Regions from separate parts of the Homo sapiens genome. Here region 2 is linked to region 1. Evidence: read pairs that join two places in POLR2A ChIA-PET (ENCODE). Cell type or tissue: OCI-LY7. All regions are shown on one strand. Links, peaks and the distances in the headings refer to the core of each region. The heading gives the core; the rest is flanking DNA. Region 1 has its middle 13 kb from the start of KRT5. Region 2 has its middle 7.9 kb from the start of KRT77.

What was found. ChIA-PET counts read pairs that join two places held together with the same protein. Peaks named below come from ENCODE experiments on the same cell type or tissue, not always from the same donor. Only the 100,000 strongest peaks of a DNase experiment are listed, where the experiment ranks them.
Region 2: POLR2A ChIA-PET joins it to region 1 with 10 read pairs; 2 of 35 experiments call an interaction of 5 or more read pairs at or near these places.

What each region holds. Positions count from the first base shown.
Region 1 is chr12:52,502,380-52,513,044 of GRCh38, reverse strand. No RefSeq gene overlaps it. Among named protein-coding and RNA genes, the nearest start is that of KRT5, 13 kb to the left of the region's middle. In OCI-LY7, for the core only: a CTCF peak has its summit at 5,737 (motif pointing right); a DNase peak (open chromatin) is centred at 5,734.
Region 2 is chr12:52,706,106-52,716,770 of GRCh38, reverse strand. It overlaps the pseudogene KRT126P. Among named protein-coding and RNA genes, the nearest start is that of KRT77, 7.9 kb to the right of the region's middle. In OCI-LY7, for the core only: no CTCF peak of the experiment used is centred there; a DNase peak (open chromatin) is centred at 5,790.

The sequences.
Region 1 (10,665 bases), core at 1,406-9,405:
TGTATCAAATTATGGATCTTTGTTTTAATTTTTTGTTTCTTCTCCCTGTTTTCAGGTTTCTCTCTCTCTCTCTATCTTTCTTGTGGTTTCTGAATATAATTTGGCAGGAGAGGAATTCTCTCTACTCTGCCCATATTTATATATTTATTCCTCCAAGGAGTCTCAAATCTGTATTGTCAGGGCTCGAGGCCTCCCCCATGGAAATAGTTGAATTAACCCTTTGGCTGTGCCATGTGTGTTTTCTCCTATAACCCGGAGGATGAGGATCTTTTCTGGTAACAGAGGCATAGGCAGCGGCAGCGGTGGCAACAGGAGCAACAGCAGCAACAGCAGCCAAGACATTTTACAGGACTCTAGTTAGTAAGCACTCTGGTTTTTTGTTTTTTTTTTTTTTCCTACAGAGTTTTGCTATTGTTGCCCAGGCTGGAGAGTAATGGCGCAAGCTTGGCTCACCACAACCTCCTCCTCCCAGGTTCAAGTGATTCTCCTGCCTCAGCCTTCCCAGGAGCTGGGATTAAAGGCATGCGCCACCATGCCCGGCTAATTTTGTGTTTTTAGTAGAGACGGGGTTTCTCCATGTTGGTCAGGCTGGTCTCAAATTACTGACCTCAGGTGATCCACCTGCCGTGGGCTCCCAAAGTGCTGGGATTACAGGCGTGAGCCACCGCGCCTGGCTGCCATCTGTTTTTAGGAGCGTGGCTTCAGCATGCCACGTAGTAACTGCTCTTCTTCCACATGAGTGACCACCAGAAGGGACCACATATCAGTCTTTTCCCTGAAAACTCCGTAGAATGAGGGCCGGCACCCGCTTGAGACACACAACCAGTAGTCACGGGGTAAGAGCCATTCCCCTTAGCTTAGCATCAGTCCCAGTTTATGCTGGAATCAAGAAATACAATTCAATACGGTATATACAGACAGGTCTGGGCTGAGGAACACGATTCAGGGCCTCCCTAAGAGGGCCCCCAATCCCATACTCCTGTCCTTAAATCCCAGTTTTTGAAACTTCTGACTTGGGTCAATTAAATCTGTAACAGAGGCTCAGCAGAACTCAGCAAATGCAGCCCAAAGCAACACAGCTCAAAGGGCAAGTTTGCCAGCAGGCAGCAACACAACTCAAAGAGCCCCCTAGTCAGCACACAGCAACCCAGAGCAAGACAGCAGAGCCAGACTGGAAGCCAAAGCAAGAAAGAAAAGACTCCGGTGGAAGCAGTCATCATCTAGACATCTAGCAGGCTCACAGTGCTGATTGTCATGACCACCTTCCAGAGGCAAGATGGACAGCCACACAAAATTTCGTTTAGCTGTTGAGACTGATGACATCACACACACACACACACACACACACACACACACACACACACCACACACTCCAAGAGGGGGTGAACGGATATTTAACTCAAATAATAAGGCTTTCTGAGGAAAGCAAGGCAGGACTTCCAAGCTGGTCCAAAAGTGGCTTGAGTGAGCAGGGTTTTTTATAGCATCAGGTTTTTTATGGTAATTAGGGGTGGGGCCTGCATGTGGTTTGAAGTTGGAAGTTGCTATCACTGCCAAAGGAAGGAACACCTCGGTTTTCATATCAGTTTTTCCAGATAATGAGCATAATAGGAAAGGGAGGCAAGGGGCTTGCTTAGAAGTTGTCAGCAGTCAAGCATCAGTGCAGTCAAGATGGTTTAATGTTTAAAAAATCATGTAATATACAAAATGAATAGAATAAAGGGAGATAAATCAAATGGCCGCCCAAAAAAACAAAAAATATTATACTTAATAGTAAATGAAACTTTTCCATTGAACAAAAAGGGGGTAAGGATAACTATTATCACAATGATTACTCAACTTTATACTGGAGATCTTAGCCATTGCAATAAGGCAAGACAAAGAAATAAGCATCTTCTGGATCAGAAGAAAAGCAAACTGCAGGCGATCACATATGACATAATTGTATATATAGAAAATTAAAATAATCTACAAACTACTAGAATTAATAAGTGAATGTATCAAGGTCACCAGAAAATCAATATACAAATATCAATTATACTTTTGTACACTAGAAAACAACAGTTAGAAAACAAAATTTGAAAGATATTTTTAGTAGCATAAAAAATCTAATACCTAGAAATAAACTTAACCAAAGATGTGTAAGACAAAAAACTAAAATGATCCTTTTGAAAATATTAAAGAAGACCTAATAAACAAAGGTATATGATATCTTCATGGATTGGAAAACTTAATATTGTAAATACATCAATTTCTCCAAATTGAACTATGGGTTTAATGCAATTTCAATCAAATTTTCACAGATTTTTTGTGGAAATTGATAAATCTATTCTAAAATTTGTGTTGAAATGCTATGATTTGAATGTATTGCCTCCAAAATTTGGATGTTGCCAATGTAATGATATTTAGAAATGGGGACTTTCAGAGTTCAGAAGCTTCACACAGGATTCAGTTAGGTTGCTCTTCTACTCTTCTGCCAGTTGAGGAGATAGCATTCCTCCCCTCCAAAGAATGTAGCCCCCATTAGACAACCAAACCTGTCAGTATCTTGATCCTGGACTTCCCAGCCTCCGGAACTGTGAGAAATAAATTTTTGGTTTTTTAAACTACCCAGACTCAGCTATTCCATTATAGCAGCACAAAATGAACTAAGACAGGAAATGAAAAGGAGCTAAAATAGTCAAAACAACCCTAAAAAAGAAGAACAGCTTTTACACTGTTGGTGGGAATGTAAATTAGTTCAACCATTGTGGAAGACAGTGTGATGAGTCTTCAAAATCTAGAACCAAAAATACCATTTGACCCAGGAATCCCATTACTGGGTATATACCCAAAGGAATAGAAATTATTCTATTATAAAGATACATGCATGTGTATGTTTACTGCAGCACTATTCACAATAGCAAAGACATGAAACCAACACAAATGCCCATCAATGATAGACTGGAAAAAGAAAATGTGATACGTATACACCACAGAATACTATGGAGCCATAAAAAGAAACGAAATCATGTCCTTTGCAGGGACATGGATGGAGCTGGAAGCCATTATCCTTAGCAAACTAATGCACGAACAGAAAACCAAACACCACATGTTCCCACTTATAAGTGGGAGCTGAACAGTGAGAACACATGGAGACAGGGAGGGGAACAACACATGCTGGGGCCTATCAAAGGGGTTGGGGGAAGGGAGAGCATCAGGATAAACAGCTAATGCATGCGGGGCTTAAAACCTAGGTGATGGGTTGATAGATGCAGTAAACCACCACGGCACATGTTTACTTATGTAACAAACTGGCAGATCCTGCACATGTATCCCGGAACTTAGTATCAAATTAAATTTTAAAAAATGATGAATAAAGTTGGAAGACTTATAGTTCCAGATACTGAAACTTATTATAAAGTTGTAGTAATTAAGAAAGTATGGTGCTGGGGAAATGATTGACAAATGGACCTATGAGATAGTATATAGAATCTAGAAGCAAACTACATATTGACTCAATTGATTTACAACAAAGGTACTATTACAGTGCAATAGAAAAAGGATAGTCTTTTCAATAAATGGTGCAAGGTTAGTTGGCTGTCTATATGGGAAAAATGTATTACGATTTCTACTTCATCCCATAGATAAAAATCATTTTCAGTTGTATTATAGTCCTGTATGTGAAAGGTAAAACAATAATTCATTCAGAAGAAAACAGAAGATATCTTTATGGAGTGAGGATAGGCAAAAATTTCTTAAATGGGATAGAAAAAAGCTTACCTTAAAAAATTGATAAACTTTGTTCATAAAACAACATGAAGAGAGCAAAACAGTAAGCCACAACCCCGCAAAATTTTGAATATATATAAATATTATATATATACATAATTTTTATATATATGTGAAATTGTATTCAGAATATACAAAGAACTACAAAACAGTACCCACAACAGCATTCTTCTCACAAAGGACATTCACAAAGATAAGTAATATGCTAAGCCATAAAACAGTCTCAATACACTTCAAAATATTGAAAACATACTGACTATGTTCCACGATCATGGCATATTAAATTAGAAAGCAGTAATGAAATATATCTCAACAATTCAAAAATATTTAGAAACTGAACAAGACTTCTAAGCAACCTATGGGTTAGTTAATGCGGATGATTTGGAGGAAGGGTCTTAAGCTTGGTCCTTGTCTATTGTCTGCCCCTTACAGGAGAAATCCAAAGCAGTAGCCCAGTAAACAACCTGTGCCCTTGTCTGTGATTCCATATAAAGGCAGGATGACTTCATAGGCAGGGTTGCCAGATTTAGCAAACAAAAATACAGGATGTGCCGTTCAGATTGAATTTCAGAGAAACAATAAATAATTTTTTTTAGTATAAGTATGTTCCATGCAACATGTGGAACATACTTACTGTATATTTTTTGTTGTTTATCTGAAATTTAAATTTAACTGGGCATTCTCTATTTTGTCTGAACAACCCTATTCACAAGTGACTGGGATGGCAATGCCTGCTCCAAGTCTCAAGCCAACTGGCATCTAGTTGGTCTCTCAGATCTGGGTAAGGGTCTGGCCTTTACTCGAGGCTGGCGAGGTATCCTGCCAGTAGCCTGCTGTCCTGGAGCTTTTCAGCTGGGGAAAGAGAACAGACTTTGCCTGGCACACCGGGAACTTGTCCTAACAGCTTTTGGGGCTTATACAACATTGGTGATCGTCCACCCAGAGTGTCCTCCAGAATCACTGACTGACAGAGTAGGGTGTGGAGCATGGTGAGTTGTCGGTGTGGAGAGGGGCAGTTCCTCAAAGATGAGGAATGTTTGTGGGATGAGAATGTTTCTAAACCAGCACATGGTCAGCAAGGCAATCTAACAGAAAGTTCATATTCTCAATCTCCTTTATTCAACAGAACAAAAGAAGGCAAAGAGAGCAAAGAAAAGCAGTGCAGAAATGCAGACTGCATCAGAAGGTACATCACACACCATTCAGGGACACTGCAAGGGAAGATAAGGACAACTTATTTGTCAGATGGGAACTCCTGAGTGTAGTTATGATGGGCAGGACTGTTGGGAATTGAAGAGAGGACTGCTCCTCTGCAGCTGGACCCAGATTGAGCTTCAGCTTTTAGTGGGTGGCATATGTCATTTTCATCTCAGAATTACAGCAGACTCATGTATCTGTAATAAGATGGAAGCATGAGAAGGATGTTTGCATGTCTGTGTGATAATGACCGTTGATCTTTTGATGGTGATCAATGGGAGCTCAGTGGAACAGGTATCAGCACAGAGGGGAAACAAAGGGTAGAAAACCTCAGCTCTGATTTAAAGAGCAAGAGAGACTAGAGGGACTTTTAGTTTGGGGTCTGGCACTTCAGGAGGTTGAAAGTCATCACTACATTCTAACAAAAAGTAAAAAATGGAAAAAATGAAAAGCAACAACTCTTCTTCATCTGTCAGAGAACTAAGATTACAGGGCAAACCACTGCCTTCCAACTGGAGAGTTAAAGAAGCAATTACAGAGAATCCCAACTTACCAGAGTAGTAACCCATGAGCAGAAATCTCCACAGGAACCAGTATTTGGGTAGAAAACCCTGAGCCATAATTGGTAAATTGCCGGAGGCTCCGTGTGGATAAGTTTGAGTGTTGAGAATTCCAGGGGAGCCCACTCTTAGAGAAGCATACTTAGTTTTACTCCAGGGGCTCCACCAGGTCCTCACAGAGAAAATGTGAGAAGAATCTCATGCTTCCAGTAGGGGGAGCAGACAAAGAACCATTTTGAAATAGACAGAGCATTCTGTTCTTAAGGCAGTCTGCCGTCAGGAACAACTATTTAACCACAGGCAGCCCTGCTGAGGTTTTATCAGAGCCTGGTCTAGCTGGAGAAAGGGAAATACCCAACCCCAGCTCCCTCCAGCTATGCTGACCCTACTTAAAGAGGTGAAAAAAGCCTCAGAAGCACTTGTGAAGTTCACAGCCAAGGGGCGCAGGCTCACTAAAAGACTGAGACCTAATTCTACTCATAGGTCTATAGAATACCTCCCCTCACCTCATACCTCATCACTACATTACTAAAGCTTATTTATCAGTTTCTTCCATCCATTTTCAACAAAAAAATTACAAAGCATACTTCAAGGTAGAAAACAGTTTGAAAAGACAGAGCAAGTACCAGAACCACACTCAGATATGGCAGGGATATTGGAATTATTAGATCGGGAATTTAAAACAACCATGATTAACAAGCTAAGAGCACAAATGAACAAGGTACACAACATGCAAGAACAGATGGGTAATGAAAGCAGATAGACAGAAATTCTAATAATAAAAAATAAATGCTAGAGATAAAAAACATTATAACAGAAATGACGAACGCCTTTTGTGGGCTCATTAGTAGACTAGACACAGCTGACATTAGAATCTGAGCTTGAGGGTATGTCAATAGAACTGTTTTTTCAGTTCTTTCTCAACTGAAAAGCAAAAATAAAAAAAGACTGAGAAAAGAAGAACAGAATATGCAAGAACTGTGGGGGAAACTATGAAAGATGTAACTTGTGTAAAAGGAATACTAGAACAAGAAATAGAGAAAGCAACATAATAAATATTGGAGAAAGTAATGACTGAGAATTTCCAAAAATTAGTGTCAGACATAAAAAAATACCTGTGTATATTATATTCAAACTGTAGAAAATGAAAGATAACAAAAATCCTGAAAGAAGCCATGGTTGGGGGGGAAACAACTTATCTATAGTGGAACAAAGATAAGAATTAAATCTCACTTCCTCACAGAAACCTTGCAAGCAAGAAAAGACTGGAGTAAAATATTTACTGTTGGGTGAGAAAACAGCAACACGGAATTCTATATCTTGCTAAATTATCCTTCAAAAATGAAGAAAAAATAAAGACTTTCTCAAGACAAACAAAAATGAAGAGAATATGTTGCCAGTAGTCCTGCCTTGCAAGAAATGTTAAAAGAAGCTCTTCACCAAGAAGGAAAATTATATAGGTCAGAAACTCGGATCTACATAAAGAAAGGAAAAGCATTAGAGAAGAAATAAGATCTAACAGATAAATGTTCGTTCAAAATAATAATAGCAACAATGTCTTCAATGTTTATACTTTATGTGTAAGTGAAATGAATGACAGCATTGATACAAAGGATGCGAGGGAGGAATTAGCGATACGGTCACCCCTTGGTATATGCCAGGGATTGATTCCAAGACCCTGCACATATACCAAAATCCTGGCATACGCAAGTCCCACTGTCAGCCCTGTAGGATCCTCTACATGAAAAGAAAAGTTGGCCCTTCATAATACTTGGATATTGCATCTTGTGAATTCTACATATATGTGGATCCATGCAGTTCAAACCCATGTTGTTCAAGGGTCAACTGTACTTGGTTATTTCAAAGAACTTGCAATACCCATGAAGCAGTATAGTGTTATTTGAAAGTAGACTTGGATTAGTTGTAAATGTATATTGCAAACTCTAGGGCAACCACTGAAAGAAGTAAAAAAAAAAAAAAAAAGTATAACCGATATACTAAAAAGGAGAGAAAATGGAATCATAAAATGCTCAGTTAAAACCACAAAAGATGAAAAAAGAGTGGGAGACAAAAAAGGAACGAAAAACAAGAGCAATAACTAGAAAACAGTAAGAAATATGGTAGATATTAATCCAACTATATCAATAATAACTTTAAATGGTGATGGTCTAAATGCACCAGCTTAAAGATAGAGATTGTTAGAATGGATCAAAAAACAAAACCCAACAGTATGCTGTCTAAAACAAACCCATTTTTAAATATAAAGACATATATGATTAAAAGTAAAGGGATGGAGAAAAGACATACCATGCTAATGCTAATTAAAAGAAAGCTGAAGTAGCTGTATTAATTTGGGACAGGACAGACTTCATAGCAAGGAAAATTATCAGTAAGAAAGAGGGGCATTACCTAATGATAAAGGTGTCAATAATAATCCTTAATTCCAAGATATAACTATCCGTAATATGTACGTGCTTAACAACAGAGCATCAAAATATGTGAGGCAAAAACCAATGGAATAATGGGGTAGAGAAACAGAGGAATCCACTATTCTAATCAGAGACTTCAACACTATTTTATATTAGAAAATATTTATATTGATTTTTTATTAGAAAATGAGTAAGGACATAGTTGAACTCAAAAACACCATCAATCACCTCAATATAATTGACACCTTTAGAACACTTCACCAAACAAGAGCAGAATACACATTCTTCTCAAGCTCACATAGAACATTCACACTGTGGCCATAAAACATACCTTAAAATTTTTTAAAAAATATAAATCATACAATGTATGCTCTCAGACCACAATAGAAGTAAGCTAGAAATCAATAACAGAAAGATAGTTTAAAAATCCCCAAATACGGCCAGGCATGTTGGCTCATGCCTGTAATTCCAGCACTTTGGGAGGCTGAGATGGGCAGATCACCAGATCAGGAGTGAGAGACCAGCCTGACCAACATGGTGAAACCCCATCTCTACTAAAAACACAAAAATTAGCTGCACGTGGTGGCACATGCCTGTAATCCCAGCTACTCAGGAGGCTGAGGCAGGAGAATTGCTTGAACCTAGGAGGCAGAGGTTGCAGTGAACCGAGATCACGCCACTGCACTCCAGCCTGGGCAACAGAGTGAGACCATCTCAAAAAAAAAAAAAAAATCCCCAAATACATGGAGATTAAACAACAAACTTCTGAATAACACATGGGTCAAGGAAGAAATCTGAACATACATTTTTAAATATTTTGAACTAAATAAAAATGAAAATATGACACCAAAATTTATGGGATGCAACAAAAATAGAGTTTAGAGAGAAATTTATATTGAATGCATGTATTCCACCTTAGAAACCTAGAAAAAAAGAAGGAAATTAAATTCAAAATAAGTAGAAGAAAAAAGTAATACAGATTAGAGCAGAAATAAATGAAATTAAAAGCAGGAAATTAATAGAGAAAATTAATGGAACCAAAAATGATTTCTTTGAAAAGACCAGTAAAATTGATAAGCTTCTAGCCAGGCTAAGAAAACAATAGAAAGGACACAAAGTTACTAATATCAGAAATGAATAAATCGACATCACTATATATTCCATGGGGATTGAAAGGGTAATGAAGAAATATTATAAACAACTCTACATCCTCAAATATGATAACCTAAATTAAATGAACCAATTTTTTGAAAGACATGATCTGCTAAAATTCACACAAGAAAAAATAGACTAAAGAAATTGAACCAATAGTAAATAACTTTCCAAAAGTTATTTATTTACCCATCCAGGCCTGGATGGGTTCACAGGTGGATTCTACCAAACATTGACAGGAGAAATTGTACCAATTCTCTATAATCTCTTTCCAAAGATAGGAACACAGAGAACATTTTCTGACTCATTCTATGAAGCCAGCATCACCTTAATACCAAAACAAGACAAAGATATTGCAAGAACAGAAAACTGTAGAGCATTATCTCTCATAAGCATAGCTGTAAAAATCCCCTATAAAATATTAGCAAATCAAATCCAACAATGCATAAAAAGAATTATAAAAGAATTATACACCATGACCAAGTGACATTTATTCCACGTATGACAGACTGGTTCAACATTTGAACATCAGTTAATGTAATCAATCACAACAATAGGCCGTAGAAAAAAAAACACATGATTATATCAATAGGTGTATTGTGAAAAACAATTTCACAAAATCCAACACCATTTATAATGCAAACTCTTAGTAAGCTTGGAGGAGAGGGGAAATTTTACAACTTGATAAAGAACATTTACAGAAAACCTGTGCTAAGATTATACTTAATGGTGAGAAACTAGAAGCTTTCCTGCTAAGATCAGGAACAAGGCAAGGATTTCCCCTCTCATCACTACTTTTCAAAATAACTGGAAGTCCTAGTTAATGAAATAAGACAAGAAAAGGAAATGAAAGTTATACAAATTGGGTGGGAACAAATAAAACTTTGATCACATGACATAACTGTCTATGTAGAAAAAAAGATGCAATGAAAAACTACCCAAACTTACAAGTGATTATAGCAAAGTTGCATGATACAAGGCTAATATAAAAAGTCAATCACTTTCCAATGTACTAGCAAAGAACAATAGGAATTTGAAATAAAAAACATGATACTACGTATATTAGCACCTCCAAAAATGAAATAGTTGGTATAAATCTAACAAAATATATACATATCTACATAAGGAAAACTACAAGCTCTGATGAAAGACATCAAAGAACCAAATAAATTGAGAGATATTGCACGTTCATGGATAAGAAGATTCAATATTGTCAAGATGTCAGTTCTTCCCAACTTGATCTACAGATTCAATGCAATCCCAATCAAAATCTCAGCAAGTTATTTTCTGTAGACCAAAAAATGGATTCTAAAGTTTTATGAAGAAGCAAAAGATCTAAAATGGCCCAACAAAATATTGAAGAACAAAGTCAGAGTACTGTCAATACTTAACTTCAAGACTTACAATGAACTACAGTAATAAAGGCCATGTTGTGTTGGTGAACGAGTTGACAAATAGGTCAATGGAACATGATAGGAAGGCCAGAACTAGACCCACACAAATATAGTTAACTGGTCCTTGACAAAGAAACAACAGCAATATGAGGGAGCAAAGAC
Region 2 (10,665 bases), core at 1,515-9,514, 200 kb before region 1:
TGCACAGCGACAGCTCAACAGACAGTAGCTACTGTTCTGGAAGACAGGGCTTCTGGTGTGGGGAGAGAGCACTGGGTCTGTATACGACTGTGCTCTGGTTTTTCCATTTGTGGTATGAAGGTGTTGAAGCAGGTGAGCCATAAGACCCCTTTTCTGAAAATGTGACTTTTCTGGACACAGTTGGGGGAGCAGCAGACCACGGCCAGCAGGCATGGGGATGACCTGAGGAACACCAAGAATGAGATCATGGAGCTCAACAGGATGACCCAGAGGCTGTGGGTGGAGATCGAGAGCATCAAGAAGCAGGTGGGGATGAGGAGGAAAAGAACATGACCAGGGCTGTGGGCTTATGCTTCCATCATGACACTCAGGCCTAGCACCTACGCAAAGCAAAATCATGCCCCCACTCACGTACACTAAGATTTCCTGGGTGATGTGCTGGGCTAGCGCTGAACTAAGATTGTTACGTGGATTTAGTTTCTGCTTCCCTGGAGCTTGAAGGTTGATATGGGATAGAAACTGAGTAAAGACATGATTAGGTGGTTGGAGAAAGAAGTTGACTGTTGAAGACTGAATTCGGGGAGTAGCCAAGGAAGCCCACATCTAGATGGGCTAAGGCAGAGAGAAGGTTTCTCTGATAATTCATGAAGACTTCCTGGAGGAGGGAAGTTTTCAGAAGATGCTCAGTTATTTCCCATAAAAAAGGAGAGAGGCACAGGAAGGGTCTGGCTCCTCCTGAGTTGGTATAGCCCCTTAAAGCCAGGTGTTTCTAATCCCACTCCCTGGTGTGCTAGGACCTAGATCCCAGCCCAGGCTTCTCTGCTGACCAGCTGCATAGCCTTTAACCCCTGTGCCTGGGGTTTCCTCACTTGCCCAACATCAGGTAACACACGTGCAAGCACCAAGCACACAGGACGGGCCGTCAGTGAATGACATTCGAATCTAAATTGGACTCCTGGCTCCCCACACTAAGAACGCCAAGCTGCAGATGACCATCGCTGATGCAGAGCAGCGCTAGGAGGTGGCCCTCAAGGACACCAATGCCAAGCTTCAGGACATCAAGTCTGGACTGCGGCAGGCCAAAGAGGACCTGGCCCTGCTGCTTTGTGCGTACCAGGCGCTGATGAATGCCAAGCTGGCCCTGGACGTGGAGATCGCCACCTACCGGACCCTCCTGGAGGGCGAGGAATGCAGGTGAGAGTCCGTCTGGTTCCCAGGAGGCCAGAGGCCTGGGGCTTTCCTGCCTGAGCGTGCTGCCAGGTGTGGGAGCTGTGCGTTCTGTGGGAGGTGGCGGTGGCCATTGGCAGGCACAGCCTCTTGTTCAGGGCTGGGAGATGCTGTCACACCAAGAAAGCTGTGCTTCCTATGCCATATGAACACGTTAGCGCCTTACCTGGAATAACGTCCTATGTTTTAGCTATACAGTGTATGTCTGCGAAGATGAAGGGTCATAGACATAAATGTTATTTCTAGACCATTTCTTTATTAATGCCTTAACTGCAAGTTTTTGAAGAGTGTGTTCCCGTACACTGGCACATGGGTATAGGGCTCTGTCCCATGTGGGTTCAAACAGCATTTGCTAAATGAAGAGTATCCTGAGGAGGTGGAGAGGATGGGTGGGTCCAGAAATGTTCTGTATCCTCTGGTCTGTATCCCTTTGGGAGATGTCAGTGGAAAGAGTAACACTTTAACCTTACCCAATAGAAAGAAGAATGTGTTTTATGATTTTCTGAGCACCCGTCCAGCTTATTTCTCACTCTCTACATCAATCAGGAGGGAATGGGGGTGGGGTGACCAAGGCTCTCCTTGCTGTTGACCTAAGGAAGGCCGTTTAAGGAGAGGGAGGAACTGAGCGAACTCTCTGGTTTTCCTCACAGGGTGTCTGGGAGGTGCCAGAGTTCCGTGATCCTAGGTGAGTATTGGGTTCTTTCTCCGGGAAGGGGCTGGAGGCCTCGGAATGCAGTTTCTCAAGCCATGTGCCAGCGCTGGTGCGAGGCCATCAGGCCTGCAGGCTGGAAGAGCTGTTGGTGGCTGTTTTGGAGGAACCAACCTCCCCTCCCCTCCTTGAAGCCTGTCCTCCCCACGCCTTGCCGGATCTCGGCGGGGCGTCACCCCGGGAAGACCTGCGGCTCGGGACTGTGGGAGGGGCTGGCGTGCCGGGCGGACACTGCCAGGCTCCCTGACCCCGACCGTCTTTGCAGAGACTGGCCACAGCAGCACTGGCGGCGGCTGCGCCCTGGGAGGAGGAGTCGGAGCCCGGGCCCGCGGCGGTAGCCGGGGCCGCAGCGGCTGGGGCTTGGGCGGGAGCTCCGCGGTGCTCGGGGGGCTTCTCTGGCTCCGGGACTCCTGCGCCGTCAGCCGGGGTGGCGGCGGCGGCGGCAGCAGCGCCGCCAGAGAGAACAAAGCTCCTCCTAGAGCTGGCGGTCCCGCCACAAATTCTGAACCCCGCGCCAGGGGCGTCCTCGGACCCCAGTCCCCTTCGCCCTCCGGCACGCCCCGCTCTGAGCTCCCCCGCACCCCCGCGGGGCCCCTTCCCTCCGCTGCTTCTGACCTGTGCCCCGGAGCCCCACCTTCCCAGACTGCTGGCATCGCAGCAGCCCGAAAGTTGCCGCGAAGGATGAGTAGGCGGTAAACCCTCAACGGCGGACTCGGCGGCTCATGCCTGTAATCCCGGCACTTTGGGAGGCGGAGGCGGGAGGGTCACTTGAGCCCAGGAGTTCGAGGCTGCATTGAGCTAGCATGGCACCACTGCACTCCAGCCTGGGCAAGTGAGCGAGACCCTATCTCTAAACAAACAAACAGAATCTGAAAAAACATCCACCCACACAAGGCAGTGGCCAGGAGCTGGGCCCCCATGTCACCACTTGTGCCCTGAAGGTGCCCTCACCCCCGCCAATGTCCCACTGCCTTATGGGACAGTTCCAATCGGCCCATTCCCCTCCCTGTAGGCAGGGCCTCCCCGGTCACCACTTCCTGCTGGTACTTTGATTTCCCGTCTTGGCTTCAAGAAAGGAATTCTCTGTTCTGTACAATCTTCGATAAAGTGCGTTGTGCTTCAGACATCATGGTAGAATTTTTATTCTGGTTTCCAGGTCATTGAGACTTTCTTTGTGGCCAGTGGGTCATTCACAGTCCCTTTCACACACACAGCTCTGGTCTGAGCTGGGAGGGGGACCCTGGGGAGGAAGTACTGAGAGTTCCCAGGCTGGAGGGGCAGGGCCTTTTCACCCAAGAGATACTATGGATGACATACATCAACCTTCCTAATTGTTCAGATTTGAATTCATAAACATTTCATTTTATTTGAAAAAAGTCGTAGGTTAGATTTCCTTGTTTTTCTAGTAATTCGAAATATGTATGAAATTATCCAGTAATCACAGCTAATTATAATCAAAGGAGTTGCTGGTAGTCAAACATTTTCAAAAGCAATTATAAAAATTCAAATGTTTTATGGCAAAAGTTATATATGCCAGGGATGTATGTTAACATGTTTGATATGATGTGGGGCGGAGCCTTCAAATATTGACAGTTATGAGAACAAAGAACTTCAAATGGTTTGGTAACAGGTCACCTCCACCCTCATCCCTACCCCTACCCCAGATGAGAGCACAGAATACAGGCAGATCCAGGAATACTTGGATAAAACAGAGGTTTGGTGCCGGATGTGGGGGCCCCTTGCAAATTAGGGCATGTGAGTGGGAGAAGTAAAACATAAGCAAACATGCAAAGGCATACGTGCATGGTGGCCTTCCTGGTAAAATGCTCACTAGTGTGGGGGACTGAGAAAGGTTGTCAGAGAAAGCAAGAAAGAGACAATTCTCCTTGATAACAGATCAGAGAAACTCTTAGCTAAGTACACAAAAAGCCAAGAGGGATAGCCAAAGGCTCACCACACTAGAAAAACAACACATAACTACAGCTTCAACAGAGAATGTTCCTGCTGTAGGGTGAAGCACTTATCTGGGATAGTCTAAATCAGAGAGCAGGAAGCCTGGGGACTGTCCACTGCAGTTTGCACTGGGAGGGGCTATGGCTTCACCTCTCAAAAACAAGCCCACTGTCCAAGGATTCTCTTTTCTCCACGCCCTCATTCTTTTTTTCTTTTTTATTATTATTATACTTTAAATTCTAGGGTACATGTGCACAATGTGCAGGTTTGTTACATGTGTATACATGTGCCATGTTGGTGTGCTGCACCCGTTAGCTCGTCATTTACATTAGGTATATCTCCTAATGCTATCCCTCCTCCCTCCCCCTACCACATGACAGGCCCTGGTGTGTGACGTTCCCCATCCTGTGTCCAAGTGTTCTCATTGTTCAATTCCCACCTATGAGTGAGAACACGTGGTGTTTGGTTTTCTGTCCTTGCAATAGTTTGCTGAGAATGATGGTTTCTAGCTTCATCCATGTCCCTACAAAGGACATGAACTCATCCTTTTTTATGGCTGCATAGTATTCCATGGTGTATATGTGCCACATTTTCTTAATCCAGTCTATCTTTGATGGACATTTGGGTTGGTTCCAAGTCTTTGCTATTATCTCCACGCCCTCACTCTTATCCTTTATCTTTTTGATATAGCCATCGTAACAGTTGTGAAGTAATGTCTCATCGTGGTTTTGATCTGCGTTTCTCTGATGGTTAGTGATGTTGAACACTTGTACACTGTGGGTGGGAAGGTAAGTTTGTACAGTACAGCCATGATGGAAAACAGTATGGAGGTTCCTCAAAACATTAAAAATGGAACTACCATATGACCCAGCAACTCCACGTCTGAGTATATATCCAAGGGAAATTAAATCACTATCTTGAAGAGATATCTGCACCTTCATGTTTACTGCAGTTTTATCCACAATAGCCAAGATATGAAATCAACCTAAGTGTCTGTTGATGGATAAATGGACAAAGAAAATGTAGAATATATACACAAAGGGATATTATTTAGCCATACAAAGGAGGAAATCTTGTCATTTGGAACAACATAGAAAAATGGAGGACATGATGCTAAGTGAAATAAGCCAGACATTGAAAGACAAATATTTTAGCTGGGCGTGGTGGCACATGCCTGTGATCCCAGCTACTTGGGAGGTTGAGGCATGAGAATCTCTCGAACCCGGGAGGTGGAGGTTGCAGTGAATATTTCAGCCTGGGCGACAGAGCCAAACCCTGCCCTGTCTCAAAAAAAAAAAAAAAAAAAAAAAGACAAATACCTTAGAATCTCACTATATGTGTAATCTAAGACAGTCAAACTCATAGAAATGGAGTTGAAGGGTGGTTGCCAGGAGTTGGAAGTAGGGGTGGGAGAAATGGGGAGATGTTGCTTAAAGGGTACAAAATTTCAGTTATTATGAAATTTTCTCTATGGTGAACAAATTCTCTAAATGAACAAGAAAAAGCAAACCCACATGTGCCTCCTAAGCAGTGAATGCAGCTTGGAGAGATTGCCCTTTAGCTTAATGACAGAGGAGATACTTTTGGCTTGTTTCAAACTCATCAATAAATTGCCATCTTCCTTTAAATAGATGATTAAAGAAAAGCTTGTCTGCATCTTTTATATGATTTACAATATATTACAGGGCCACAGTTTCCTGCTTATGGTGACTTTCTAATTTAAGGGAAGCTGGATGGAAAATGCAGTTTGGTTAATAGAAATTTACTTTTGTAATAATGTAATAATTGCTAAAGTAGATGATCTCTTGTTATTTGCCTGACATGTGCTGAGCTTTTTCTGAATTAACCCATCTAATCTTCACAGCCCTGTGAGGTAGGCAGTGTTATGGCCTCTGCTTCACAAAAGAGGAAATGAAAGCGCAGAGAGATGAATGAACTTATCCAAGGTCATGTAACTAGAAGGGATGGCACCAGGATTCAAACTCCAGAAGGCCTAACCTCAAAGCCCTCCTAAATTGCCCCATAAAGCAGAAGATAAGATAGTACAGCAAGAAACTCTCAGGCTTTGGAACCCAGCTGCTAGGTGTAATCTGGGCCCACTCCTTACCAGGAGTGTGTGACCTTGAGCCACCCTCCAGACCCCTCACCCAAAAGTCATCAGTAAAATGCAGTTGTGTGGATGGAATCATGTCATCTGTTTAATTCTTGGCACATTGTAAGAGCTCAATAAAAGGTCATTACTAATTATGGCCAGTGTTTCAGGAACCTGTCTATTCTTTAAATGAAGAGAATAATACACTGCAAATTCCTTATGGTTATAAAGCACTGTAATCTCTCCCATCATGGTCAAGTGAGACACGAACCTGGAATTGATGGCAGGTCTCATATTACCCTCAGGGACTTGGAATGCTGGTCCCACCCCACCACTAACTACCCCTGTAACCTTGAGACTGGCCCGTCCTCTTTGATCCAACATATAGAAGCATTCTCTGCCCAGACAGCACCATTCCTCCGCTGGGACCTCACTGTTTCTTTTGGAATTCAATCCAAGTCTAACCTGTAGCCTTATTTTCCTTTGGGGCCACACCTGCCTAGCTGCTCCCTTTGCTTCAGAGACAAAAGAGTTGCCAGGCTGAGGCACAAGAATCACTTGAACCCGGGAGGTGGAGGTTGCAGTGAGCATTTCAGCCTGGGTGAATTATAAACAAATAAATGGTTGTATAAATAAATAAATAAATGATTGTATAAATAGTCATGACTTCCAGTATGTTGGATGGAAGAGCTTTGACACGCTTGGCACAATATTGTCTCTGGACCTTTGCCGTGGGAATTTGCAAGCTGCCCTTAGTGAGGCCTCTAGACAATATCCAGGCCCAAAAGCACCTATTGGGTTTGCCGAGAAGGAAGGAGACTGCCCGATTCTTATGCTCTAGGCAGACACTGAGATTCTAGTTAAAGGGATGTCAAAGTGGTGTCCAGGCTAGTTTTGGGCCTCAGTAGGAGCTTAAGGCCCTAGGTGTTGCCCCAAACACACACCCCAACCCAGAAATCAGAGGATTCACCAGGGATGTTCCTGTGTGCCTGGCACCACCTTCTCATGCCTGCGTGCAGGCTTGTTAGAGATTGAAGGTGGAACGCCCCATATAGTCATCTCTCCCAGGCTGCAGGAGCACAGAGGCACCTGGGAATTTCACATAGGCCTCCTTATTCTTTCTGAATTCGGGGGAGGGTAGCCAAGTTCTCATTCTATCTGCACCACCAACTTTTTTGGGTAACTTTGGCCAAGTCCCTGTCTTTGTACCCATTTCTTCCTTGTAAAATGAAGGACTGGGCTGATACCGTCCATCATATGTTTGGCTGTGATGCTGTTACGCAGGAAGAAGAGTGGGCCAAGGGTGGGGAAGCCAAGTCTAGCAGCTTCTATTCAGCTCCAATAGGTTTCTCTCCGATATGTGTCACATCACTGCCTCCCCTGTGCTGACGACAGGTCAAAAGGCTCTCATTTCAAGGAGGTTAAAGGCCCCCATTCCTAGACCGGGGCTGCAGCTCTCCACTCTCTTCTTGGTGGGGACTGGTGAGTGAGAGTCTCTCTCCCTTCCTTTTTCCAGCCCCACGCCCCTGACACACCTCTGTGATATCCACCTCCAGACCCTGGGAAATGTAGGGTGAGGTGGGGGATAGAGCTTTGGGAGCTGCTCCTGCTGGTCATGCCAGCAGCTCTTCTGAACCCTGCTTCCCGCTGCTGTCTGGAACTGTGATCCAGGTGGCTGATAGTTGCTCTGGGCCTCACCTTCTTGGCAGCCCTGGGTTTCAGTAACTGGGAGATGGGCTGGGTGAGCTGCAGCCTTCAACTAACTTCCCACTTTCCTTTTAAGGTGGCAGGTGGGGAGAGGAGGAAGCGGGCACATCTCTCTCCAACGACCCCATCTCTTCTGCAATACATGTAGGTTCTGAAGTGGGAATGCGCGGGTTCAAATCTCCATTCCACTATTTTCATTAGTGTATTCTTTGACAAGATTCTCTTTCCAAGTCTCACTTTCTCCATTTGCAAAATGAACATAGTAAGAATATCTTCCTTATGATGTTGGTATTTAGATTTCACGAGACCTTCCATGTTATAGACAGCACAGTGCATGGTCCATGGAAATCACCTGGTGAAGTTCACTATTATGATAATGATTGTTACTCCTATCTGTGTCCTTAGACTGAATGGAATCTAAAGAGGCTGTTTCATTTGTCCTGTTTCCTCCAGGTCAGTGGTCTCCAAACTTGCTGCACATTAAAACCACCTTTTAAAAATTCTAAAGTCCAGACCATAGCCCCAGACCAATTAAACTCTACTCCTTAGGTGTGGGCCCAGGCACCAGCGATTTTGAAGCTTTCTAGGTGATTCCAGTGTGAGCCAGTTTAGAAACCGCTGCTCTCTGCAGTCTAACCAGCTGAGGAGTTTCTTTTAGGGGTAGTGATTCGTCCTAGGAACATTATTTACCCACTAATATTGATCTGAGTTGAAACACTTCCTTTGAGACAAGCAAAATCTCTCGTGCTTCACTTTAAGTCATTTTTTTTTCTTCTGAGGAAGTAGAGCATAGCTATCACCCTCCACCAAAAGCTCAGTTAGTGGGTGTGTCCCTCCTCCCCTCCCAAGCCCTTCAAGGGATGACAACAGCCCAGCAGGGGCCATCAGCTGACGGGAGGTAGATGACAATGTTGGCATTGAATGCTGAAAGCTGATCATAGACAGAGATCAAAGAAGCTTCCTAAACTCTGCTGTCCGGGACTTCCTTTTTTATGTTATCACAATGGAATATTTTCACATTCAGCATGACAGTATATAGAAACCTGGGCGAGTGCTGAACAAATTCCACTCAAAGACATTGCTGGAGCCCTCTGTGACCGAAGCCAAACTCAGGCCTCAGGGTTTCCCAGTTGCTCCCTCGAGGCAAGGGGGCCTCTTCATGGCTCCCCCATCCCACCCCCTCACATGCCCGTTCCTTTCTCTAGGCCTTGGCACGAGCAGTTTCTCTGGTCCTTCCCAGTCCCAGTCCCTACAACAGAGCACCCTCTCACTGGCCTACAGTACATCCTTCGAGGTTAGCTTGAGCTTGCCTTTGCTTCTGTGAAGCCTTTTCCAGCTGCCTGTCTTTCTAAAAACTCTCATCGCATTCATAGGTCTCAATGCTGTAGCCACAGCCACACAATAACACCTCTCGTAAGAGCAAGCCTTTTAAAATATTTGTTGTCTTCAAGTGCTCTATTTAAGGGTCAGATGAATAGCGTTCAGGGAACTCAGTGATTAGTTCAATCATAAAACTGGTACATGGGGGGAGCTGGGCTTTAACTCCAGGGGCACTTAATTGTGGGGCCCAAGCTCTTGGTTCTCTAAGCTGTCCACGTCTCTTTACTTTAGCTCAGTCATGAAGGCCTTTGTTATTGGCCCACTCTGCCCAGCAGTTGCAGGAAGAAAGGGGCTCCTGGTCCATGAAGTCTTGTCCCAACAGCAAGGAGCTTCCTGTTTGTTTAGGTGGCAGTAGAGACAGATGCGAAGGGGTTAATTATGTGTATTCTTCATGAGGAGGAGGTGGGGTTGAAAGTGAGTGGTGCAGCCGGAGAGAGAGGTGGGTTCACAGGGAGGGGTTGGGGAACAGAACCTCACTTGTGTGACTCCTTGGGGCTTGCAAAGTGCTCTTCCATATTTGTTCATAGCCATTCATTACTATCACTCTACAAAGCTGTTATTTTATATATATATATATTTTGAGACAGAGTCTCCCTCTGTTGCCCAGGCTGGAGCACAGTGGCGCCATCTCGGCTCACTGCAACCCCTACCTCCCAGGTTCAAGCGATTCTCCTGCCTCAGCCTCCGAAGTAGCTGGGATTATATATTTTTGTGTTTTTAGTAGAGACGAGGTTTCACTATGTTGGCCAGGCTGGTCTCAAAACTCCTGACCTCAGGTGAGCCACCCACCTCTGCCTCCAAAAGTGCTGGGATTACAGGTGTGAGCCACTGTGCCCGCCTGGTTACTATTTTCTTTATTTTAGAGGTCAGGAAACTGAGGTTCAAGGAGTCAAGTGTCCCAGCCATGGGGCTAGGAGGGGGCGGAGCCAGGAGTCAGAGCTGGGTTTCAAGATGCCCAACTCAAGGATCTGTTCGCCACACCACTGCTGTTTCCTGTCTGGTACTTACTGTCCCTTCTCCTATCAGCCCCCATTTTCTCAGCCAGACCCCTACTTCTTCCCCCTGCTCTGTTCTTTCTGCCTCTCCTCTGATATCTGACTCAGAATCCTGGTCTTCAGGCAGCTTTCTCACATGAACCCACCCCTTTCCCTAGCTTCACCTCTCTTTCCTTCCTCTGCTTCTACTGGTTCTCTCCTTGTCACTCTGTGCTGGAGGCTAGGCCCTGGCTTCCCTCTCTTACCTTAGGGTTAGGAGTATGGCTGTGTGGACCATAGGTGCCTAGGACTAGGGTGACCAACTGTTCTGATTTGCCCAGGTATATCTTGGTTTAAGTACTGAAAATCCTAGGCAAAGCAGGACAGCTGTCATCCCACCAGGATCTGTGAGCAGCTATTTCTGCTTGTTTAGTGATTCCAGTGCTCTGCTTTTTTCTCCCCACATGACTTATATATAGCTTTGAATCCTTGAGAAATAGACACTTTGGTTCCTTAAGTGTCTGAGAGGCTCTAGGTTCCTTAAGTGTCTGAGGCTCTAGACACAACCAGCAAGCAGCAGAGCTTCTGCCTATAAATTTCAGGCTCATTGTCTCCTCTATCAC